5 separate regions of the Mus musculus genome follow, and all the other regions are linked to region 1. The links are chromatin loops, found by intact Hi-C in ENCODE. Cell type or tissue: heart. All regions are shown on one strand. Region 1 holds the start of Gm16191 (a long non-coding RNA gene). Region 2 holds the start of Brpf3 (bromodomain and PHD finger containing, 3). Region 3 overlaps Mapk13 (mitogen-activated protein kinase 13). Region 4 has its middle 7.6 kb from the start of Mapk13. Region 5 overlaps Gm16196 (a long non-coding RNA gene).

Region 1 (5,000 bases):
CATATACACTCAGATCGCTGCTGTAGGATATGGAATGGGGGGGGGTCTGAGGATTAATATTAGTTGTTAAGATTGAAGTAAGGGGCCGGACGTGGTGGCACATGCCTTTAATCCCAGCACTCAGGAGGCAGAGGCAGAGGCAGGCAGATTTCTGAGTTCGAGGCCAGCCTGGTCTACAAAGTGAGTTCCAGGACAGCCAGAGCTACACAGAGAAACACTGTTTCGAAAAAACAAACAAACAAAAAAAAAAGATTGAAGTAAGGGTTGGACATGGTGACTCATGCAGTGAATTCTAGAACTTGGGAGGCAGAGGCAGGTGAAATTTTGTGAGCTCAAGGCCAGCCTGGGCTACATAGTGAGTTCCAGGCCAGCCAGGAATACATGGTGAATTCTAGGCCCTATCTTAAAAAAAGAAAAAAAATGTAATAGGGGTGAAGATGTCTCTAGGGTGAAAGGTGCTTGCCACCAAGCCTGAAGCCGCGGGTTCAATCCCAGGAGGGGTGAGAGAGGACTCACAAAAATCTTCTTCTGCCCTCTAGACACTGTGGCACGAGCCATCAAGGGAAACAGGATTACCTGGCAAATGGATGCTGACAAACTGCTAAGCTTGTAGATTCAGTGTTACCCAACAGATCCTGACATGGGAGAGACACAAAGGTGTTTGTTCATCTGTTTCAGACATATGCCCTTGGCAGGCAGCAGGTTCAAGGCTAACCTGGGCTACGTGAGATTCCATCTCAAAAAAGAGAAAGGGGGCAGGGGAGCTGGCTCCGTGGTGAAAGTGTGAGCTGCTCTAGAGGACCAGAGCCCACACTGGGCGGCTCGCGAGGGCCCTGTGATTCTAGCTGCAGGGTATGCACCATCTCAGCCTCCAAAGACGCCTGCAAGAACACACATGTGCTTACACACACAGAAAATTATAATGGTTTAAAAAAAAATCAGTCTTTAACAACAGAAAGGACAATAGGAAAGTATATTCCAGGGATGGAAGGTAGAATGCAGAAGAATTTTTCAGAGAGAGAGAGAAAAAAAAAAAACTGTCACTGTCACAGGGCTGGTGTGGGGTGAACCCCGGCGGGTAGTGGTGGAGTTTAACTCTGGGGAACCCATGTTTCCTGCTGTAACAAGTTAGGGGAGCAGACACCTGCCACACCGCCATTGGCTGTGTCCTCTGTGCGCTGGGCTCCTGCCAGGCATTTACAAGCATTGGCTAGACTGTTTATCTTGGAAAGCATCTTGATGCCGGACAATGCTCTTTAAATGAACGGTGTCACAGCAGCTCGTGACAACCCCATGTGACCTCGATAGGTGATTGTTGTCATTGTCCTCATGGGTGACCAAGACATGGGTAATAATTCATATCCCTGACAGCTGAGCAGGCAGGCACGTTCCTTATTTATTTATGTGTGTGTGTGTGTGTGTGTGTGTGTGTGTGTGTGTGTATGCGTGTATGTCAGACACAAAAATTTTCTGGGTTCTGGAAATTTCTAGAGTCTGGTCCCTGGGGCGGCTCCACGGGTATACACACAGAGATGTGCATGGAAGAGCTTCGAACTGGCCAATGCTCAAATTATGCTGTAAAACCCACTAAAGGTCGAGCTGGGTATGGTTTCTCGGGCTATTATTCCAGCATCTGGGAGACTGAGGCAGGAGAGTTGCAGTCCAAGGCTAGTCTAGTTTCTTATTTCAAAAATAGGTGGTGGCATGGGGGCCAACAAGATGGCTCAGAGAGCAGAGGAAACCAACTTCAGTCCCTAGGACCCACAAGACGGGAAAGAACCAACTCCTGCAAGTTGTCAGCAGTTTCCATCAGGGAGGAGGGACAAACGTTCTCGGTGGCCCTCTCCTTCCAAACACAAGAGACCTATCATCAACCTTATTGATTTTAGAAGATCTCATTTTGTTTGAAAATACTTGTGTGCACACGGGTGCAGTGACTGCAGGAGCCAGTAGAGGGCGCATTGGAATCTGAAGGCAGCGTTACAGGCTGTTGTGGGTGGGAACAATGGGTGCTGGGATGAAAGAGCAGGAAACGCTCAGTTGAGGAGCCGCCTCTCCCACCCTTTATCTACTTATTTATAGACAGCAACTCCATATGTCGGCTTGGCTGGCCTAGCACTCACTGTGTAGCCTAGACTGGCCTCAAACTTGCAGCAACCCTGTTTCTGCCTCTCAAGTACTGAGCTTCAAGGCAAGCAAGCACTACCGTAACAGCTTATGTTTCTGAGTGTGCATATGTGCGTACTGTGCATATGTGTGTGTGTGTGCCTGTGTGCGTATGTGCTTGGACACAGTACCCGTGTTTGTATATGTGTGGGTCTCCTACCCATGCAGGTACACATTCATGTGTGTGCCTGTGCATGCATGTGGACGCCTAAGGTGGGGCCTTGGGTGTCACGTTTCACCTTAGACCTTGAGGCTGAGCTCCCACTTAACCTAGACCTTGCTGATCCAACCAGTCTTGCTAGCCAGCTCTGTAGCGAGAATTCTGGATTTTTTTTTTTGGACAGGGTTTCTCTGTGTAGCCCTGGCTGTCCTGGAACTCACTTTGTAGACCAGGCTGACCTCGAACTCAGAGAGCCACCTGCCTCTGCCTCCCGAGTGCTGGGATTAAAGGCGTGCAGCACCACGCCCAGCTTCGGGAATGTTTCTTGATTGATGATTGATGTAGGAGGTGGTCCTGGGTTATATAGAAAAGCCGACTGAGCGAGCCAGTAAGCAACACCCCTCTGAGGCCTCCATAGGATGCCAGGAAATGGGATTGGGGACCGACTCTCAGGTCCCAGGCGACTCTTCAAGGAAAGTCCTGCAGTTTAAAGGTACGTCCACCAGGAGGCGCACAGGTCCTTTGTGTTAGTATGACGGCCTACTTTTGTTCACCAAAGGAGGGCTTCCAGGCCCAGGAGGGTCGGCTCGGTGACCGGAAGCTTAGTGGGTGAGGTGAGAGATAGACGCATGTCGGAAACTTCTGTGCCCCCTCTGTCAGCAACTCTGCTGGTCATATGAGGCAGAAGAGAAACATCCAGAAACGACATGTTCATTTATGTAATGAGTATTTCCCGGGCATCTGTCGTACACTGGGCAATGATCTAGATGGTGAGGACACAGAGGGCATCCGGCACTGGGGAGTCTGAGGCAAGGGGCTCAAAAGTTCCAGGCCAGCTTGTGCTGCATATGGAGTCCCTATTTCAAAAAACGATAACAGCAGAGAGAAATAGAGAAAGTGGGGACTAGAGAGGCCACCAAGAAGGAAGGAAGAATCAAGTTCAGATTGTAACAGGAGCACTAAGAAAGAAACGCCACAGAGCCAAGTGTCAGAGCCAGTCACGTGTGTACCTTGTATCCTAAGAGGCGTGAAGCTCTGTAAAAATGTCACCAGCACCAACTCTTCCTGCAGCCTCTATCCCCTTTCACTTGGTCTGTGGTCCCCACCCCCCCAGTGACAGATGCTATTGTTTGTTTCCATAGCAACCAGTCAAATGTGGTCCTACTGAGTGTACACTGTGGTCAGAAAGCCTGGGAGGAGGAGACCATTGTCCATGGACATGTCTCCCCTCCCCTCTCCAGGGCGAAATCACAAGCTAACAGGCGAAGATCAAAAAGCACCTTGAAGGGTCCTGCATATCTGGACCTATAAAAACAGCACTTGAGAGACAGAGGCAGATGGGTTGCATATCTGAAACCAGCCTGTACTACATACAGAGAGAGTTTCCAAAACCTGGGCAAGGTGTGTAACTCACCAGGACCTGTCTGTCTCCTGCACAGGACATGGATAAATAGACAGTGGAAGTTTCTCAGTTCATTAACTCAACTCTTATGTTCCAATTCAGGAAACACTGAGGGGGGGGCAGGGGGGAGGAGCAGTACCTGGAAAGTCCCCTGGCTACTGTTGTGACCCTTGAATTCCCAGCAGGTCTGAGCAAGTGCCATTTCTCAGTAAGGCCAAGTTCAGGTTCTCAGGCTGAGGTAGCTTCAAGTATCCGTCAGAGCTCTGAGGTGGAGAGTTGCTGTGGCTGGCATGTGGCGTGTGAATCACCAGAAAGCCTTGTCTAGCTTATAAACACCCTTCCCCCCACCCCCAGCATCCAGGGTTCCCTGATAGGGGGAAGATCAGAGCCACCACTGGAACTCAAGGGATCCGGCATCCTTGAGCCGGACCCCTTGCAAACTTCAGAACAGACCACGCCTACCCCAATGTGTTTGAACTTGAAAGTGATTTGCATCAAGATCACATTTTCATGGCAGATGGTGACTCACAGACTCGGGTCATATCAGTCACACAAAGAGAGAAAGGACTTTGACAACAAGTCTGACCTGAGCCAGCCCTGGGCAGGAGGTCAAACGGAGAAACTGGGCTGGATATGTAGCCCAGCTGGTAGAGTTCTTACCTAGTGCGCAGGGAGCCAGGCATAGAGGTATGAATCTGCCATCCCAGCATGCAAGACAGAGACAGAAGGGTCACCAAGTTCAAGGAAATCCTCCATTACAAGGCAAGTTCCAGGCTAGCCTGGGCTACGGTGCCTTTACGTTGAGCAGGGAGGTATCTCTGACATCATTCATCCACCTCGCTCTGCAGACAGGGAGACATGTGCACCCCAGGACCCCATTTCCACACTGTCACCTCAAGGCCACCTCAGCTGAAGCCACAGCCACTATCTCACCTAACGCTGTCTCTAAACCTCCTGAAGTTCACTCAGGGCTGCCGTTAGCCAGCAGCTGAGGTAAGAGACCCTCTGAGGACTGGGTCGCTTGAGTGGCTCCATCATCTCTGCCCATCCTTGTGGCCAGAAGTCGGCGTGTGACACACCAAGGGCCTTCCTTCTGAGTGGGCTTACTACCTCTATGGACACTACCCTCTTCATTCAGCTTGGAGCTCCTCTATGGATGGCCTGAGTTCCCTCTGGCTTCTGACAGGCACTACCCTGGCCAAAGTATCTCTCATCCCTAGTTTCTCTTTAATGGCTCCCACAGGTTGGCCACAGTCTTTCGTTAAGACTCAG
Region 2 (5,000 bases), 130 kb after region 1:
GATGGCTCAGCACAGTTGAGAGCACTGGCTGTTCTTCCAGAGGACCCAGGTTCAATTCCTAGGCAAAACACCAATACACATATTGTTTAATAATAATAATTATATATATATATGCATGCTGGAAAAATAACAGCATTTAAGAGGATGCCTAGCACCCACACTGTGGATCACAACTCCAGTAACTCCAGTTCCAGGGTATTGGAAGCCCTCTTCTGAATTCTTGGGGAACCCGGCATATATCAGGCAACATGCCCAGGCACATAAAATTTAAAAAAAATAAAAATGTAATAAAAGCAAGGGCAGAAATATCTACTTCTTAAGGATGATCAATAAGTCACCATTGACAACCACAGTGTAAAGGCCTCTCAGTCCCAAGGTGTGACTTAAGTTAACCTGGCTGTGGAGCAACCTGAGGCAGGCATACACCACCATTTGGAGCTAAAGGACCTTTACCGCACTTCTGTTCAACCCGAAGCCCTGAGGGCACGAGATCCCGTACCAACCTCAAGGTCTCAAAAGTAGTCCCAGCCAACAGATTCCATTCCCCAATTCTCCAAAGGCAAGCAGCCTCTGGAGAGGAAACACACACTTCAGTATCGATTTTGAAGAATCTACAAGAACCCCATCCTGTAGTCTCAGAAGTCGTCTCCATCCCCATTCGGGGCTCCCGCGATGCGATCACAGGGGGCAAACCCATGGGACCCAGCTGGGCTACTGCCAGGGGAAACCAAGAGTTTCGCCTACAAGGAGCTAACAACTAGACCAGGGTTGGTATTTTTTTTTTGGCGGGAGTTTCCTCACGTACACAACTCTTCCCATACACACACTGCCGAGTACCCCCAACAGCCCCCTTCAGAGACGTTCTTAGCGACCCGGGATCCCCAACTCGACCACCTCACCCTGGCCCCCGAATGAGGAGTTTCAACAATTGGACGGAACCCGCCCTGCACGCCACACAAGGGACTCATGAGACCAGGTAAGACTCCAGACAAGGTCTCTGTCCCTTTAAAGGGACTCCTCTTCCAGTGGAATCTTCACGACACCCCCCGAAGGAGAAAAAAGAGAAATATCTCCCCCTAAAAAAAACAACCCAGAGGGTAGGCGCACCACAGATAGACGCAGAGTCCGACCCTCACAGAGAAAGCGAGCGCCAGCGAACGGCGGAGGGGTGGGGAGGGGGGGGGAGGACGCGGAGATGCAAGCACTTATTGGCCGCCCAACCTGCCCGTCAAGGGGGAACCCGTGCGCCGAGGGCGGCCCCTGAAGGCGGGACTCTGGTCTAGCCAGGCCAATAGGGGAGCACGGGGAGGGCGGGGCTTAGCCGTTTGGCTGCCAGGACCGGGGAGAAACAAGATGGCGGGTGCGGGAGGGGGTCCTCGCTTTGCAGCTCCCTTCCGCGCGCTTTTCCCGGCCTCGTCGCCGCCCTCGCTCCGGGGGAGAGGTCGCGCGTCACCCCCACGCCCCATCGGGACACCCCTGTGCGCCCCGGCCGCCCCCTCGCGCGCAGCGCTCGCTCCCCGCCGGCCCCCGCCGCCCCCGCTCGCTCCGGCCCCGCCGCCGCCGCCCCCATTTTACCTCAGCCGCCGGCCGGGCCCCTAGCTTCGGGGGCCCCCTGAGCGCGAGCGCGGCCGGCCGGGTGAGCGGCCGGGCGAGCGGGCCGGGCGAGCGAGCAGCTCCGTGCGCGGCCCGGCTGAGGGAGCGCGGCCTCCTCCCGCTCCGGCCCTCCGCTCCGTCTCCCCGGGCCCGGCCGCCTCTCCCGGGGGAGGAGGGGGAATGGAGCCACCGCCGCCACCACCGCTGCCGCCCGCCACGGAGCCCGGCCGAGGGGAGGGAGGGATCAGCCCCCAGGCAGGATCCGCCCCTCGGCCTCCCCCCGCCACCTCCACCCCTTCCCTCACTCCCTCCCCGGATCGAGCCGCCGCACGCGAAGCGGGAGCGCGAAAGCGCGGGGAGACCGGAGCGGATGCCCCCGCCCGAGCCCAGCCCGGCGCGGCGGCAGCGGCGGCGGGGAGACGGGCGGGGAGATGAGCGCGAAGCGGCAGCGCCACCTCCACGGGGCACCGTCCCCGGCACGGCCTCACGGTGGCGGTGCGGACGCGGCGGGGCCGCTTCACCCTGGGCCTGTCCCAGAGCTGATCTAGTCGGGGTTCCCACTCTGAATCCACGGAGCGGTGGCTCACCCCATCCCAGCCAGAGCGTGGGGCCACCCGCCGCCCCCGAGGTGGGAACGCCCATGCTCCCACCCACCCACAAAGCTCGCCCCAGGACGACCCCGGAGGGCCACACTGTGTGTGGCTTCCCAGAGTGCAGGTGGCTGCGAAGCCTCCAGAAAGTCGTCCCTCCCCAGGCCCCCGGGACAAAGGTCTAGCGATGTCCACCCATCCCCTCCCCCAGTGCGGACAGCCCGGGAAAGACCCGTGCCTGTGGTGTGTGTACAGGTGAGCCTCTCCTGGCACACAAGGCTGCCACGGACCAGACTTTTCCATCTGTGTGGAGTTTTTTTTTTTTTAAGTAAACATAAAAGTTTGACAGTCTGCTTAAGCGTGCCTCGTAATTCCGTTTGTCACTCTAGGCATGGGAAATACTTTTCCCCTTGAATTTGATTTGGCCAGGAGTCGGTTAATTTAATGCACTGAACGGCTTTCTCAAAGGCAGCCTGCCTGTCAAACAGCAACTCCCAGACTTTGAAGTGTACTCAAGCTGCCTTTTGTTCTAATAAAAGAAAAAATAAATAGAAGAAAAGGTCCCTTTGCCCCTCCACGAGCGCATGTACCTATAAATTTGAAAGCTTACCTCGTGACAGAGATCTTAAGCACCAATACTTAATGATGCTTATAAAGGATATATGGATAAACTGCTATCGAAGATGAAGATGAATGATATATTTTGAAAGCGTTTCCTCTACACGAACGGCTGGTGAGACTTTCAATTGCTCGATTGGCTCTGGTATCCAGGACCTGGGTACTACAGTTGAAAGAGTAGAGAATAAACATTTCTCACGGCCCAAACCTTGTGTTTTTATTTACATTGAAGTATAGGTGTTCAGCATCCTAAGAGTTGAGAATTTACCAGTTGAGTGAAGCATGGAAGTTGGGTTTCCTTACAGGAGTGTGTTCTTGATAGATGGTAATAACATACTGCAAAAATAACCAATTTTTAAGAAGGAAAGGGCGTGGCTTGTGGAGCCAAGCAATCGCCTCCGCCAGCACCCCCACCCCACAGTGTTTTGAAAGCTTTGAAGCAGAAATGCTGTGAATTAGTCAACTGTTGTTAAAGCTTGGGGGAATAATCACAGGAGGGAAGGTGTGGAAAGATTAATTGTGGAAGGGAAGGCCCTAGAGGAAGAAAATATTGCAATTACTTTTAGCTTTAAAAAAATTGAGGAACAAATAGGAATTTCACGTCTTGTTCTTTTACAATGAAATATAAACATTTACATAGGACTTGTGTCTCCTTATCTTTTATTCTTCGCGGTTGCTTCTGGGCATGACCTGATTTGCATGATTGGGAAGGACCTCTACCCTCTAAATTAGGCAAATAAAAACCCTGAGAAGATGTCGCAGCTTGTCCTTGCAGTGATTTAAGATCCATTGAGAGCACATGTCAGCCTCCTCTTGTCACCAGCCATTCCTGGTCACTTTATGAGACTGGGCTCAACAAAATTTTCTCCCCCTCTTCACCCTCGCCCTTAAAACATTAGCGCCGCCCTTGTTTTCCTTTTGACACGGGAAATTCGTTTTCTGTAGCATAACCTCACAGATAGCCAGTTCACTGGGATGTAATCTCAGATGTAATATGTGACAATTATGTCATTAAAAACAAATTTGGATCAGACATCCCAGAGGCACTGCATTTAATTCGCCTTAATCTTCAGCTATTTTAAAGAGTTTGAAGTCATCAGTCCCTGGCCTGTCCATTAAGCAGTGCGAAATTAAGTACAACAAAACAAGGACTCTGCCTTTGACTCTAAATATTTGTTTGATTATTTTTCTTCTTTTTCATTAAAACTATCACGAGCTCTACCCATGCGTTTAATCCTAGCACACAGGAGGCAGATCTCTGTAAGTTCCAGACCATCTTAGTGTACATAGCAAGTTCCAGGCCAGCCAGCACCACACGGAGAGAGGCTGTCCCAATAAAACAAAACAAAACTTCATAGTGAACACACACACACACCAAATTAACCAGACCCAAAGTTCACTGAGATGGTGGACTCTTAAAGCTAGAATAGCTACCCCAGAGCTGTGGGGCTTCACAGTGGATTTTACACAATCAGTGTCAAATATATTTTCCACTACAAGAAAAAGGGAAAAATCCATAAACGAGCTGAAACTCTTTTATGAAAAGCAGTTAGCGGTGTATAGTCTTTCTGACTTCTCTCCTTCATCTGTATTTGTCCTTCCTTAACACTGAACCTTTAGCCTTCCCTGATCCCCTTTCTGCTCCTTAACCTTGACCATGGGAACACGTGTTCACTTAGGAACATACACACTAGGGCTGAGATCAGAGTAGACACAACAAGAAAAACACATACTTTTTTCTCTGAGACCCTAAGCTCCCTTAATGCACATTCTAAGTCTTTCCAATCTACAATTTTTACTTCATGTTTTGAATTTATTCATGAATTTATTTATTTATTTATTTATTTATTTATTTATTTATTTATTGTACTCAACAGTGCCCATGGGTATAGGTCAAAGGGCAACTTCCAGGCCTCAGTTGCCTACCTTGTGAGTGTGAAGGCTTTAATTCAGGTCTCAAGCCTTGGTATCACGTACCTTTACCCACTGAGCCATCTCACCATCCCCACCAAGGCTTGTTTTAAGACTCAGGAAAAACTTAATTTATTTATAAAGGAGAGTGTTTTACTATTTAAAAGAGAGGTGGCTGCAGAAATGGCTCAGTGGTTCAGGGCACCCACTTACAATTAATTGTCTGTAGCTCCAGGTTCAGGGGATCTGGCCCTCACAGACACAGATGAAGACAAAACACCAATCAGT
Region 3 (5,000 bases), 150 kb after region 1:
AGCAGAAGGGTTCTACTTTGGCCCCTCAGATACACTGTGTGTTATTGAAATCAGGTTCCTCCCTTAAGGTGCACATGATACCAGATGTCAGAAACCCAAGGCAGAAACCCAAACAAGCCTGGGTATCTGAACTCGTTCTACCAAAGCAGAAGGAGGAGTCAGGCTGCCACTGCCGTCTGACTCTGAGGTGCTTCTTCTCAGTGCAGAGCACTGGAAAGAACTTGGAAAGAACAGAGGTCTGCAACCTTAGCCAGGAAGAACCCATGTCTGCTGCTGCACTCACTGACCCGCCCTGGTCTCCTGTCTCCATTGCTTATCAGGCATCCAAAATACCTGCCAGCAACAGCCTGCTGCGCTGCAACCCCTGGGATCTAACATACTTGGCTCCCTAACAGGGCAGAGAACAGAACAAGGGGTCCAGGAGTGGCCTCCTTTGCACCATCAGTAGCAAGTTATTGTCCCCAGCCACCCCCCACCCCAGTTCACAACCCCCTGAACCTCAGGATGTGACTTTATCTGGAAAGCTTCTGCAGACCACAAGACTTCCTAGTGCTGAAGTGCCTGAGTTTGAGAGATGCTATCTCAAAACCAACAGAAAAGGGGCATTGAGCTGGGCGCAGTGGTGCATGCCTTTAATCCCACCACCCAGGTAACAGAGGTGGGTGGATCTCTTGAGTTGCAGGTCTAGCCAGGGCTCCAGGGCTACACAGTAAGATCCTGTCTCAAAAAAGGAGAGGAGGAAGACTCAAGGCCAGCCTGGGCTACATGGAGGCCAACCTGGGCTACATGGAGGCCAGCCATCAATCACTGCAGCTTCATGCCACTTCGTCGCCGTGAGTCCTTCCGGGCTATGGGACTGAAGTTTGAGATCTCTTTGTAGATGTGTTCTGTGGAAAGTAACTGCGCTTTAGGATGGGCCTGGGAGAGTTCACCCTCAGATAGTAGAGTAGAAACCAGCTCAAGGAGAAAACCCCACAGGAGATGGACAGCTACCAGGGACAGGTGTGTCCCCTTAGGCCTGGAGGGTGGGCAGGCAGAGGGAAGATGGGAACATCTCTTACGTTTCCATTCGTCCACGCTGAGTTTCTCATGTTCTAAGGCATCATCAAAAGGCTGCTGGGCCTCTGTCTCCTCCTCAGGGTCCCGGAAGGGTTCAAAGAAGGGGTGAGCCAGTGCCTGAGCAGCGGTCAGACGCTTGTCCACATCCAGCTCCAGCATCTTGTCGAGCAGGTCTGCAGCTGCGGGGACAGACCACATGGTGAGCCTTGCACCCGGTGAGCCTTGCACCTGGTGAGCCTTGCACCCGGTGAGCCTTGCACCTGGTGAGCCCCAGACCTGGTGAGCCTTGCACCTGGTGAGCCCCAGACCTGGTGAGCCTTGCACCCGGTGAGCATTGCACCTGGTGAGCCTTGCACCTAGTGAGCCCCGCACCTGGTGAGCCTTACACCTGGCATGGGACAGAGGGCTGCTAGGAAGGGCTGCAAGCACTCTGGGGATCGCAGCCAGGACTCACCTTGCGGACTGGCGCGTGGGAAGAGCTGTGTGAAATCCTTCTTGGGGCTCTGGGGCAGGGACTGAATATAGGATTTGGCCTGGAAGACAGAAAAATATGGAATGTCTTCAGGTTCTGGCCTTAGGGGAGAAAGTATGACTTCCCTGTCGAAAGTCCAGGATAAGATGAGGAAAAGAGGGTCTGCCAGGGCAGAGGGAGCCCATAAGAAGGTGCCAGTCAGAGCCAGTCAGAGCCACTCACCGCCTTGTCTTTCAGCTTCTGCACGAACTCGGCACCTGGCACCCCAGTCACTTTCAGGATCTGGGTCAGCTGGTCCAGGTCTTGGCAGCCAGTTAAGGCACAGCCTTGCTCTCTGCGGTGTTCTGAGCTTGCCTGCCCTGCCTCTAGCCTGGCTCTAGCCAGCCTGGCAGACACTCCTGGCTCCAGCCCCACCTAACCACGGCAGGCTCTTGGCACGGTTGGAGCAGGTCCCTGGAGGGCTTCCCGACAGACAGCCCAGGTCAGAAGGAGGCTACTTAGACCTACGACGCCTAATTCCCCTCCCCTGGTTCTTCTTCATTCTGAGCTGAGTGGGCTGCCCCTGCCTGGCTCCTGAGGGTTCCCTAGCAGAGGTGGGGGCAGAAAGGACTCATTATCTTTTGATTATCTGCATTTCAAACTGCTCCAGGGGCTGGAGAGTGCTTGATGCTTTTCCAGAGGACCCAAGTTCAGTTCCCATGCCCCAGTGCTTAAAAAACAAAAAACAAAAATAAAAAACCCTGTGACTCCCACTCCAGGGGATCTGGTGCCCTCTTCTGGCCTCTCAGAGCACCTGCACACACGCCATGCACTCACACAGACATACACATAAATAAAAATAAATCTTTAAAACCATTCTAGGGGCTGGGCCTCCAGAGGATAGAGTGCTTGCCTAGCAAGCATGAAATCCTGGGTTCTATCCCCGGCATAGTGACACGTTTGTGACCCTAGCACTTGGGAGGTGTCAGGAAGAAAGGGAGCAGTTCAAGGTCATCTTTGGCTACGTCATGAGCTTGAGATGCTCTCTGGGACACACACAGGAGACCCCGTTTCACAATGACACTCACTAAGTCAGGTGTGGCAGTGCACACCTTTAACCCTAGCATTCAGGAGGCAGAGACGAGCTTGAACTACATCACAAGTTCTAGGCCAGCCAGGACTACTGTCGAAAAAATAAAACTACGTATAATGAATAATTCTTCAAGGATACAGTCCTTGCCCTTGAAGAGTGTCTTTCCAGTCAGCATTTCTGCCATGATGCAACCAACAGACCAGATGTCGACTGGAAGGAAAGAAAAGTGTTGTCTGAACTGTCTGGAGACCTCCAGTGTAGGTCACCAGGGCTGCCAGGGCAGCCAAGCACTGACCTGTCTGGTTGTAATGCATCCAGCTGAGGATCACCTCGGGGGCCCGGTACCAGCGGGTCACCACATAGCCCGTCATCTCAGTGTCTGTGTGGCGGGCCAGCCCAAAGTCCAGGATCTATGGCTCAAGGGACACAGGGATAACAAGCTGTCTGAGGAAAGGGGTTCTGAGGGACAGAGCCTACCTCCCACAATTCTATCCACCTCCCCATCCTTGGTGGGCCTGCTGTGACCCACCTTCAGCTCACAGTCTTCATTCACAGCCAGGTTGCCCGGTTTCAGGTCCTGGGAGGGGACGACGGAAAGGGAACATCAGACTGAGGCGGAGCCAGCAGGTGGTGTCAGATCTGTCATACGTGCACACACACACACACAAGTGCATACACATAAACACATGGGTACATGCACGCACACACACACGCACATGAGTGCATACACAAACTCGCGTGTACACACATACACACATCCTTCACTACACTGCAACAGGAGCTGGGCCAGCTCACTTCTCTTTCAGGCCTCAGTTTCCTCATCTGTAAAATGACATTGGGCTACACATCCTTTTCCACCATGTTCCTGTCCTTAGAGCCTGAAGTGCCAGCTAGGGGTTTTGGGGGCAGCACGCACGCGCGCACACACACACACACCTACAATCACAAACATCTCCCCAACTTCTCAACACAGCCATTCTCTCAACATTCTACATCAGCCCTCTCACGGCTGAAACACTCACAGCCTCTGTCTCCTGAGAACTGTCACTCCCAATCCCTTGGCCACCAGAGTACCCTGTTCCTACCCCAAAACTCATTCCCCGGAACCATGATAGAGAAAGCACTCACCCTGTGGACGATGCCAGCGGAGTGGATGTACTGAAAGGGAGGGAGGGAGGGAGGGAGGGAGGGAGAGAGAGAGAGAGAGAGAGAGAGAATGAGAGAGAGAGAGAGATGTGAATCAGAGACGTCAGCTTCCACACCAGCATCGAGAACCCTCCTCTGCCCCACAACAGCGGGCTGGCTCTCAACAAGGAAGTTGCCTTGGCTACCATGTAGGCTCCACCCACCTTTAGACCTTTGAGCATCTGGTACACCAAGTACTGGACCTTATCCTCGCTGAATTCCATCCCCATGATCTTCTGTAGGTCTGTCTGCATGAAGGGCATCACCAGGTAGCTGGAAGGCAGGAGTGTTTTTTAGCACAGTTCCCAGCCTCCCACAGGCCCAGGTGTGACCTCAGAGAGGTCAGGGTGGGGTGGGGACAGAAGTCGGGCACAACAGTAACCTTGAAGACAACACCAGGCAAGAAGGCAGAAGACGACTCAGGTGTCATAGTTCATGCCTGTAATCCCAGCACTTAGAGATTGCAACGTGTTAAACCCAGCCTGGGCTACATAGTGAGTCCCGGGGCTGGAGAGCTGGGTCAGCTGACACAGTGCTCAGATGCATGAGGAGGTCTGGAGTTCAACCCTTAGCACCCACGTATAAAAGCTGGGTGTATTGGAGTTCAGCTGTAACCCCAGTGCTGGTAGGGAGGAGACAGAAGGGTCCCCAGGGCTCATTAGCCAGCAAGCCTAGTTTAGTTGGCAAGTCAGTGAGAGGCCTTGCCTCAAAAAAAAAAAAAAAAATGGAAGGGGACTAAGAGATGGCTTTAATCTTTCAGAGGACTCTGGTTCAGTTCCGAGCATCCAAATCTTTTTTTTTTTTTTTTTTTTTTTTTTTTTTTGGTTTTTTGAGACAGGGTTTCTCTGTGTAGCTCTGGCTGTCCTGGAACTCACTTTGTAGACCAAGCTGGCCTCGAACTCAGAAATCCGCCTGCCTCTGCCTCCCAAGTGCTGGGATTAAAGGCGTGTGCCACCACGCCCGGCTCCGAGCATCCAAATCTTGAGGCTCACCTGTAACTCCAGTTCCAGAGGATCTGGTGCCCTCTTCTGGCTGCTGTGGGCACTGCATACATATGGTGCACAAAACTCATGCAGGGACACACACACAAACACACACACACACACACACACACACACACACACGTGCGCGCACACATACACACAACTACAATCATAAGAAAAACAATCAAGGTAGATAGCACTTAAGGAATAACAACATCAGAGGTTGACC
Region 4 (5,000 bases), 170 kb after region 1:
ATGGTGGCTCACAACCATCTGTAATGGGATCTGATGCCCTCTTCTGGTGTGTCTGAAGATAGCTACAGTGTACTCACATAAATAAAATAAACTTAAAAAATGTAAGCCAGGCAGTGGTGGCACATGCCTTTAATCCCAGCACTTGGGAGGCAGAGGCAGGTGGATTTCTGAGTTCGAGGCCAGCCTGGTCTACAGAGTGAGTTCCAGGACAGCCAGGGCTACACAGAGAAACCCTGTCTCGAAAAAGAAAGAAAAGAAAAGAAAAGAAAGAAAGAAAGAAAGAAAAAAAAAAAGAAAGAAAGAAAGAATATGTCATTCCAAGTATAGGCACACTAGGTTATCACACGAAGCCAATCGAGGGGGACTTTCAATACTGCTGTCAACAGGTGAGCTTACTGCTCACTGGGGGGGAGAGGGCATACACCAGTGGGCTCTGGAATAGGAGGTTACGGGGGAGGTATGGGCTGGGTTAGGTCATTTGAGGGTGGGTTTACAGAAGCCAGTTCTCTTCCCAGAGAATAACAGTGAATGAGACAATGTGAGAAGTGCTGAACTTGGTACACGTGCACAGTAAGTACCCATCAGATGCTCCCTCCGGGGGACAGGCGGCAGCTGCAGTTTGGTCCAGCCCTTTGGGCTCTTCTAATTCACAATGAGTTAAACGCAAGAACCAAACCCCATGGGAGGACCTGCTCACACACTCATTCAACACCTGTTTTCTGAGTTGCTGTGGAGGTGGCTCTGTGGGTAATGTGCCTGCCACTCAAGCATGGGGACCTGGCACCCACATAGGAAAGCCAACTATGAAGGCACACCCCTGGAATCCCAGCCCTGAGGAGGTTCTCTGGGGCTTGGCCAGCCAGTCTGACCCAACTCTGGAGTACCAGGTTCAGTGAGAGACCTTGTATAAATAACGATATCTCAGCAATAAAGGCTCCGATAGGAGCTGGGTCTCGAGAACCACACAGGGAGAGAAGAGAACCAACTCTCAAAGAATGTCCTCTGGCTTCTACACGGTGTCACAAGCATCTCTGCCACAGACAGACACAGAGACAGACCCACAAATGAATGTAACTCTTTTTAAATTACAAAAAGGCGCTGGAGAGATGGCTCAGTGATCAGCTAAGAGCATTTTTTTCTTGCAGGGGACCTAGGTTCAGTCCTTAGCTTCCGTATCAAACATACTTCAGCTCTAATGCATCTCACCCCTCATGCAGCCTTCATGGGCACATGCACGTGTGTGGTACACATACAGCCAAGAGGAACATGTGCACACACACACATATAAAAGAAATGCTATTACAAAATAAATAAATAAATAAATAAATAAGGTGAAGCCAGCTGTGGTGGCGCATGCCTTTGATCCCAGCACTTGGGAGTCAGAGGCAGGCAGATTTCTGAGTTCGAGGCTAGCCTGGTTCAGGGTGAGTTCTAGGACAGCCAGGGCTACACAGAGAAACCCTGTCCCAAAAAAACAAAACCAGGGAGCTGGAGAGATGGCTCAGCGGTTAAGAGCACCAACTGCTCTTCCAGAGGTCCTGAGTTCAATTCCAAGCAACTGCATGGTGGCTCACAACCATCTGTAATGGGATTTGATGCCCTCTTCTGCTGTGTCTGAAGACAATGACAGTGTGCCCACATATATGAAATAAATATGACCAGAGCAAGTGGGGCCAGCGCCAGTGGGGCCAGAAAAAAACAAAACAAAGCAAAAAAGTGGAGATGAGTTGAAGAAGGCATTGACTTCTGGTCTAAACACAGGTATACACATACACATGCACACACAAGCACTTAAAAAAAAATCCCAGCCGGGCGGTGGTGGCGCACGCCTTTAATCCCAGCACTTGGGAGGCAGAGGCAGGTGGATTTCTGAGTTCTAGGCCAGCCTGGTCTACAGTGTGAGTTCCAGGACAGCCAGGGCTATACAGAGAAACCCTTTCTCGAAAACAACAACAACAACAAAAATCCCACTAGTTTTCTGAGGGTCTGTTTTGTAGTGGATCCGATCTGAGTGCAGGGATAAAACATTTTAGTGGGGGAACAGATGGGAACCAGGCACACAGCTACAGCAATGGAAATCGCTGATGTTGAACAACTGGGCTATTGAGTCAGATGTAAAGTCACAGGGAGTGGAGGGTAAAGAAAAAAAGGAAGCCCTGCCCAGCCTGCTTGGCTGTGTCGCCCCCTGGTGGCAAAAAGCAGTAAGGACCATGTAGTCTGTGAGGTTCATCTCAACAGTCTCCCCTCAGGACTCCTCCTTGGTCAACTTTCCAGTCCTGGGAAGGAAGAGGTGGTCTCAAACAGGTCTAACCTTGCCTTTTTTACCAGCTTTGTCCCCTGTGAAAATCACTGTGTCCCCTGTCCTCAATGACTTTGAGTGTCTGGGCACTGTCTTTGTCACTGTTGTTTCCAGGGACCATGCTTGTTCCCCATGGCTGCTCAATATATAATTTTTTAAAAAGAATTATTTATTTATTTTATGTATATAAGTATACTGTAGCTGTCTTCAGACACACCAGAAGAGGGCATCAGGTCCCATTACAGATGGTTGTGAGCCACCATGTGGTTGCTGGGACTTGAACTCAGGACCTCTGGAAGAGCAACCGGTGCTCTTAACCACTGAGCCATTTCTCCAGACTTAGGAATCTTTCAAAGGCAATCTTACAGCAGAATTCTTCCTGCTGACCACCCTGCCTGCTCCACATGCCCCACTGAATCCCCGGGCCTCATGGCACCCACTTTGCCCTGAAAAGAAGTCCTTTGCACTTCTGTAAGCCAGTGTCAAGGTAGCCAAGGACCAGGGCACAGCTGAATTTCAATCTTACCATTTATGGCTGTGTGATCTTGAGAAGATAGGAGAACATCTCTGAGCTTTGTCAGCTGTTCATGAGGACAGCACCACCCACGTGGCCAGGGTCAGAGGAGGTTGTGATGGTTGACCCTGGCCCTTGGAGTTTCCAGCCTTGCTTGCAGTAATCTCTCCCTTCCCTGCAGAACTGGACAGAGCTGCGTTCCACCAGCCTCGCCCATCCTCTCTGTCCTCAAACCCGTCTGTCTCTTGCTAACGTGTTGACTGTTCCTCTAGACTAGAACATTTTGTTCTAGGGTCAGGTCTTTGATGCCAATACCCAGAACCCAGCAGCACCTGTTGGTGGTGGAAAGACTGCAGGTGTGGGTGGGGCTGCCTCTCAGGAGCTCTTGGTACCACCGAGTGGCTGTCATTTTGTACCTGATGTGCAGGCCAGCTTACCTTCCTGTCTGGGGCTGTGCCAGCTCAAATGACCTGCTAGCTATGTAGATGGGGTCATGACCCTGCCCACACTCCCGAGTGCCCTGCCAGTCACCTCAGAGACAACATGCATTTCCAGGACAGAGGTTACTAAGTCTGGCTGTTCTGCTCCTTCTGTGTAAATATCTGTCACCTGTCGGGGTCACAGAGGCCTAGTGGGCCCTGTCTAGCAGCTGTGAACCCGATTAAAGCTCTGAATTCAAGTCAGTAGTTCAGACAGCCTCTCTGTCCACATCGGCTTTTTAATATATACATATACACATATTTATATATACACATATACATGTATACATATACACATACATATATGTATATACACATACATATATGTATATACATCTGTATATAATATTACATAAAATATATTGTAATGTAATATGGTTTTATATAATATATATTTATAAGAAAATATATTAATTATATGATAATATAATATACAATATTATATTAAAATATTATATATGCTAGGTGACAATATATATTATATGTACACACATATATTAATACACACATATGCATACATATATATGAAATTGTCAATGAGTAAAGGAAAAAGGTATTCTAGTTTTAAGATGTTGTAGAGGCTGCAGAGATGACTTATCAGTTAAGGGCACGTGTTGCTCATCCAGAGGACCCAAGGTTGGTTCCAAGCACCTAGGGGAGGTGGCTCACAGTCACCTGTAACTCCAGCTCCAGGATATCTGACACCTCCTGCTTCTTCTGGCATCTGCACATATCCTGCATTTTTCTTTCTTTTCTCTTCCTTCCTTCCTTCCTTCCTTCCTTCCTTCCTTCCTTCCTTCCTTCCTTCCTTCCTTTCTGTCTTTCTTTCTCTCTTCCTTCTTCCTTCCTTCCTTCCTTCCTTTCTTTTTGTTTTTGGTTTTTTTTTTTCGAGACAGGGTTTCCCTGTATAGCCCTGGCTGTCCTGGAACTCACTTTGTAGACCAGGCTGGCCTAAAACTCAGAAATCCACCTGCCTCTGCCTCCCAAGTGCTGGGATTAAAGGCGTGTGCCACCACCGCCCGGCTATTTTTTTTTTTTGTTTTGTTTTGTTTTGTTTTGTTTTGTTTTGTTTTCGAGACAGGGTTTCTCTGTGTAGCCCTGGCTGTCCTGGAACTCACTCTGTAGACCAGGCTGACCTCAGACACACAGAGATCCACCTGCCTCTCCCTCTTGAGTGCTAGGATTTTTAAAAAAGATTTATTTATCTATTTATTTAATGCATATGAGTACACTATAGCTGTCCTCAGACACACCAGAAGAAGGCATCAGATCCCATTACAGATGGTTGTGAGCCACCATGTGGTTGCTGGAAATTGAACTCAGGACCTTTGGAAGAGCAGTCAGAGATCCCAAACACTGAGCCATCTCTCCAGCCCAAGTGTTAGTACACCACCACTGCTTGGAGTGTGTCCCCACAGAGGAGAGTGCTGGATTCTCCGAAGTTGGAATTAGTTGTGAGCCACCCAATGGGGTACTGAGATTTGAATCCAGGTCCTCTGGAAGAGCTCATAACCACACAATAGTCCGTACTCAGTCAGGGTCTAGGTCCAGCCATTCTTGCACAGAGTCCGTCCCTCTTCCCCTGCTCAGCCACATCAGATGACACTTGGAAGGGCCAACCTGCTCCCTTCTAAAAGTAGCTCCCCTGACTTGATTTGGCTCTGTGCTCACTTTCCAGAAGATTCCACCTGGTTTCATAATCTTGGAT
Region 5 (5,000 bases), 95 kb before region 1:
CAAGCCATCCCTGTGCCCCTAAAACTGGGGCCGGGGTGGAGTTTGTTGGTGGGGCGCCTGCCAGGCATGCACCAGGCAGTTGGTTTGAAGTCTAGATGGCATGAACCACGCGTGCACGTGTGAGCCCATCACTTGGTCAAGAAGTTCAACCAATCACCCTTGGTTGTAAAGCTGGGTCCAAGGCGGGTTGGGCCACAATGCAACCCCTAGAGATGGCTCAGCCAATAGAGGCACTGGGGCCAAACCTAGCAACCGGAATTCAACCCCATGCCCCATATGGTTGAAGGAGAAAACCAGCCAAATCCCACAATGGGTCCTGGGACACACGCACCCACACACAAACACATGCCGTAAATGTAATTTTCTTTTTTTTTTTTTTATTTTTATTTATTTTTTATTTTTTTATTTTTTATTTTTTTTAAATGACTTTTTTTTTTTTTTTTATTCATTTATTATATGTAAGTACACTATAGCTGTCCTCAGACACTCCAGAAGAGGGCGTCAGATCTCGTTACGGATGGTTGTGAGCCACCATGTGGTTGCTGGGATTTGAACTCCTGACCTTCGGAAGAGCAGTCGGGTGCTCTTACCCACTGAGCCATCTCACCAGCCCAAATGTAATTTTCTTAATCGAGAGAGAAAGAATGAAGGGCCCAGAGGGATGGCTCAGCTGTTAAGAGCGCTTGCTGCTTTTGCAGAGGACCCGAGTTTTGTTCCCAGCACCCACATCTGGCTGCTCACAGCCACCAGCTCCAGTGGTGGTGGGTTGTTTAATCTCTTTAATTAGGGGTGGGTAACAGGGCGGGGAAGATGGTGCAGTGGGTAAGGACACCTGCTTCCAAAGCACGGAGACTTGAGGTCATTTCCCTACCTCTCATGTAAAAGCCTAGTGTGACCTCCGACTAGGGGCACACATCAGGAGCCTCCTGGTTTGCAAGCCTGGCAGCTCTGGGTTCGGTGAGAGGCCTTGACTCAAGAGAATAAGGTAGAGAACTATAGGACAGGGCACCCAGTGTTCTCTGGCCTCCTGTGTACATATGGCCACACACTCAAGCACCCACCTACACATAAATGTTACCAACTCACAATTCCTGTCTTTTTACGGTGTGTAGAAGACTAAAGCTGACTGAAGTGGCACACACCAGTAATCCCAGCACAGCAAGGGTGAAGCCGGTGGATCTCTGGTTTACATAAAGAATTCCAGGGCAACCAGAGCTATATAGTGAGACCTGAATTTAAAATGATAGGAAGCGACCGGGAGGTGGTGGCATGCCTTTAATCCTAGCACTTGGGAGGCAGAGGCAGGCGGATTTCTGAGTTCGAGGCCAGCCTGGTCTACAGAGTGAGTTCCAGGACAGCCAGAGCTATACAGAGAAACACTGTCTCGAAAAAACAAAGCAAAGCAAAACAAAACGGAAGAGACTTAAAAACATGAGGGATAGAGGGGTGCAGGGGACTCCTTTAATCCCAGCACTCAGAGGCAGAAGAGGCAGAGGCAGGTGTGTATCTCTGAGTTCAAGGCCAGCCTGGTCTACATAGTGAGTTCCAGGACAGTCAGAGCTATATAGAGGGATCCTGTCTCAAAAACAAAAACAAAACAAAACAAAAACAACAACAACAAAAAACAAGCAGCAGCAGAAGAAACAGGTACATAGAAAAAGGATTTTGTTCTCAGGTTGTTTATGAGTTTACCCCGAAACTCGGCTCTCCCTAGAGTCTCATTATTTTGGTTTCCCTGAACCTCTTTCTCCGGAGAGCGGACCGCCAAGAATAAAGGGGAAGCACTCAGAGAGCTGTCCACAGGGACCACCCGCCCCGCGCCAGATGTGCTCTGTGGACCCAATGGGAGAGAAGGCGGTTAACCTTTTTTCTCAAGCGGCCAAAGATGGGCAGATTACCAGGGCGCTCTCCTCAGGTAAATACTCCCCACCCTGGCAGGGTAACTCTTCCTCCCTCTTTGCTCCTGTGGTCTGTGTAGTCTGGAGGGATGATGTGAGAGCCGCAGGCCACTGGGAGGCAGCAGCAGCTGCGGACCCGGAGGTACAGTTGGCCTCCTTCCTCTTCCACACCCTCCCCGCAGTCTTCCCAGGCACTGAGATGATGAAAAGTGAGGTAGCATTTTAAACAAAAAAAGAAAAAGGAAAACAAAACAACAAAACAGCAGCAGCAGCAACAACAACAACAAAAGCAACAAAGAAAAAACAGAGTCCTAAGAATTCTGGGACAGCCTCAAACTTACTAGGTAGCTGACAACAACCTTGAACTTCTGATCCTCCTGCCTCTACCTCCTGAGTGCTGGGCTTCAGGCCTGGATCGTCACATCCACCCCAGCAAGGAGGTTGGTTTATTTATTTATTTATTTATTTATTTATTTATTTATTTAGAGAAGGTGTCCCACTGCTTATCTCTGGCTGGCCTGGAACTCACAGTGAGCCACCTGCCTCTGCTCCCCTGTTTCTGATTTAAAGGGAGGCAGGAAGCAACTAAATTCACAAGCAAGCATGATAATCGTTCTCAAACCTGTGGCTTCTCCCCTCCCAGTTATCTGTGGGCTTTTGTTTGGGAACACTGTACTGTATTATTTACAGAAGAAATAATAAATGAGAATCCGAGAGGGCAAGGAAGGTCAAAAGATGCTAGATGGTAATTAGGCTAATTAGATAGTTGAAGGGGCCCCTGTGGGTGGTTATCCGCTGGGTTGCTAGCCGCATCCAGGCAGTAGGGTGCATCTTATTTTTGTTAATATTACACATGACTCACATGCTTCTGTCTCCCACGGCTCCCGAGTTTCCTTGTTTCACTCAGAAATTCCTCCTCCTCGTGAGGCTCAAAAGGACATAGGCCCTCTTCTGACTTTTTCCTGTGACAACTAGTTGCCTCCTATGGGTGACAGATAGTTTGGGGTTTTCCTGTGGTCTTCAAACCCACATTTCCCTAGCTTCTCAGTGTCCCTGGGGCTGTGTCAGGACGATCTGCTATTCTGGAACTTTTGTTTGTTTGAGACAGGATTTCTCTGTGTAGCCCTGGCTGTCCTGGAACTCACTTTGTAGACCAGGCTAGCCTCGAACTCAGAAATCCACCTGCCTCTGCCTCCCAAATGCTGGGATTAATGGCGTGCGCCACCACGCCCGGCTATAAGTTCCTTTTTAAGGTTTAATTTTATTATTTTAATTTATGTGTGCATCTGAGCATAAGTGTGTGCATGTGAGTACGGGGACCCAGGAGCTGGAGTTTCTGGCGGTTGGGAGCCACCTGCCATGGGTGCTTGGAATTGAACTTGGGTTCTGTCTTAGTTAGGGTTTTACTGCTGTGAACAGGCACCACGACCAATGCAAGTCTTATAAAAGACATTTAATTGGGGCTGGCTTACAGGTTTGGAGGTTCAGTCGATAATCATCAAGGCAGGGACATGGCAGCATCCAGGCAGGCATGGTGCAGGAGGAGCTGAGAGTTCTACATCTTCATCTGAAGGCTGCTAGTGGAAGACTGGCTTCCAGGCATCTAGGGTGAGGGTCTTAAGCCCACACCTACAATGACACACCTACTCCAACAAGGCTACACCTCTTAATAGGGCCACTCCCTGGGCCAAGCATAGACAAACCATCACAGGTCCTCTGAAAGAGTAGCAGTGTATACTCTTAACTGCTGGGCCATCTCCCCTGCCCTGTAAATAAATATATTAAAAACAAGCTCAGGGAAACAGCAGAGTGTTTGCCTGTCATGTACAAGTCCCTAGGTTCAATCTCCAGTAGAGGGTGCTGGACACTCAGAAACTGCTGCCTATTTTTGGTGGCCCTAGTGTATGTGGTCAGCCCCAGGACCTCAGCCATCTACAGCCACAGCATTGCTGCTCTCTCAGCATTTCTGAAGATCAAATTTGGCAATGTCTGGAAAGACAACTAGAAAAAAAAGATAAGAAGGGGGACATTCTGGGTCCCTCTAACACACACACACACACACACACACACACACACACACACACAATCTTGGGAGCTCTCAGTACACTGTAAACAAACCTGCAGAGCAGAGGAGCAGAAAGTCACCACAGAAGCCCCAAGGCATTCAGAACAACCCAAGGAGTAGCCTGGGAGTGTAGATTGACCCCAGCGGGTCTAATTGCAATCTGTGATCATTGCTAAGGCACCAGAGGCCTGTGTAGACTGATCTGCTGGGTGGAGAAGGGTAAATTAGAGATAACTAGGTGTTTTTCAGTGGAAAGAAAACCTGGTCCCTCAGTTAGCAATTACCAGCTGAGCCTTCCAGAACCAGTTATAAAACATGGTCACGAGGAAGATGAGCGCCGCGCCTGCTCAGGTAGGGCAAGCAAATGTAAGAGGATTCCATTAGCTTCCATGGAGGGTTTTGATTCTGACTTGTTGAGAACAATTGGAGGCTGGAACATTAGGAGAGGGATAAAAACCAGCTGTGGTGGTGCACACGTTTGATCCCAGCACTTAGGAGGCAGAGGCAGGTAGATCTGTGAGTTCAAGGCCAGCCTCGGCCTCATAGTGAGTTCTGGGCCAGCCAGAGATCTTGTCTCAAGAAACTAAGAAGAAAAAGAGAGGCTTAAAGATGCTAAATGGCCATGAACAGAGGAGAAAGGGAAGATAGTAGCCACTAGGGAAAGAGGCTTTTAAGACTGGAGCCCCTGAAGACTTTCTGACAGGAAGAAGGAGGGAGGCCAGGAAATCCAGGGACGGTGGAGCCCCTGAAGAGCCAGGAAACAAGAAACCAAAACCCAGGCTGAGAAATCCTCCTGGATGGGAGGAGCAGAGTTAAGTGGGTGAGAGCATCTGTATGTAGCCGGCAGCTGGGGAGGGGTGGCTCTCTGACTCTGACTTCTTCAGGATCGCTATTGGTGTAGGGTGCAATGGACCTGAGATGGTTGAGAAAGGCTGGCAAAAACCAAAGAAAGACGAAAAGCTTAGAAACAGCCAGGTGCCAAGAGGACACGCGTGGATCAGGTGTTTCATCTCAGCCAACTCACTAAGATTAAGAGG

Evidence for each region. Hi-C counts contacts between places; a loop is a spot of excess contacts. Peaks named below come from ENCODE experiments on the same cell type or tissue, not always from the same donor. Only the 100,000 strongest peaks of a DNase experiment are listed, where the experiment ranks them.
Region 2: a loop joins it to region 1, with 5 times the contacts of the local background. A loop is called at or near these places in 2 of 42 quality-filtered maps.
Region 3: it touches region 1 in a loop (2.7-fold over the local background); 15 of 42 quality-filtered maps call a loop at or near these places.
Region 4: a loop joins it to region 1, with 9 times the contacts of the local background. A loop is called at or near these places in 16 of 42 quality-filtered maps.
Region 5: it touches region 1 in a loop (2.4-fold over the local background); 4 of 42 quality-filtered maps call a loop at or near these places.

What each region holds. Positions count from the first base shown.
Region 1 is chr17:28,924,434-28,929,433 of GRCm38, reverse strand. It overlaps Gm16191 (a long non-coding RNA gene), which reads right to left and starts at 4,167. Exons shown (of 3, transcript XR_876713.1): 1 at 3,868-4,167. In heart, a CTCF peak has its summit at 1,941 (motif pointing right); DNase peaks (open chromatin) are centred at 1,243, 2,043 and 2,853; H3K27ac peaks cover 349 bases.
Region 2 is chr17:28,797,937-28,802,936 of GRCm38, reverse strand. Brpf3 (bromodomain and PHD finger containing, 3) reads right to left here and starts at 1,811. Exons shown (of 13, transcript NM_001081315.1): 1 at 1,576-1,811. It overlaps Gm35883 (a long non-coding RNA gene), which reads left to right. Exons shown (of 4, transcript XR_003952337.1): 4 at 1-46. In heart, a CTCF peak has its summit at 2,073 (motif pointing right); DNase peaks (open chromatin) are centred at 1,286 and 1,936; H3K4me3 peaks cover 3,230 bases; H3K27ac peaks cover 2,808 bases.
Region 3 is chr17:28,774,315-28,779,314 of GRCm38, reverse strand. Mapk13 (mitogen-activated protein kinase 13) reads right to left here. Exons shown (of 12, transcript NM_011950.2): 4 at 3,953-4,061; 5 at 3,732-3,761; 6 at 3,133-3,180; 7 at 2,899-3,013; 8 at 2,742-2,813; 9 at 1,754-1,833; 10 at 1,514-1,592; 11 at 1,062-1,238; 12 at 611-887. The coding sequence ends at 805. Among named protein-coding and RNA genes, the nearest start is that of Mapk13, 7.5 kb to the right of the region's middle. In heart, a CTCF peak has its summit at 2,327 (motif pointing left); a DNase peak (open chromatin) is centred at 1,924; H3K27me3 peaks cover 558 bases.
Region 4 is chr17:28,759,252-28,764,251 of GRCm38, reverse strand. No RefSeq gene overlaps it. Among named protein-coding and RNA genes, the nearest start is that of Mapk13, 7.6 kb to the left of the region's middle. In heart, no CTCF peak of the experiment used is centred here; a DNase peak (open chromatin) is centred at 2,181.
Region 5 is chr17:29,019,422-29,024,421 of GRCm38, reverse strand. All of the region lies in intron 1 of Gm16196 (a long non-coding RNA gene), which reads left to right. Among named protein-coding and RNA genes, the nearest start is that of Gm16196, 11 kb to the left of the region's middle. In heart, CTCF peaks have their summits at 2,015 (motif pointing right) and 3,751 (motif pointing right); DNase peaks (open chromatin) are centred at 1,901 and 4,831; H3K4me3 peaks cover 313 bases.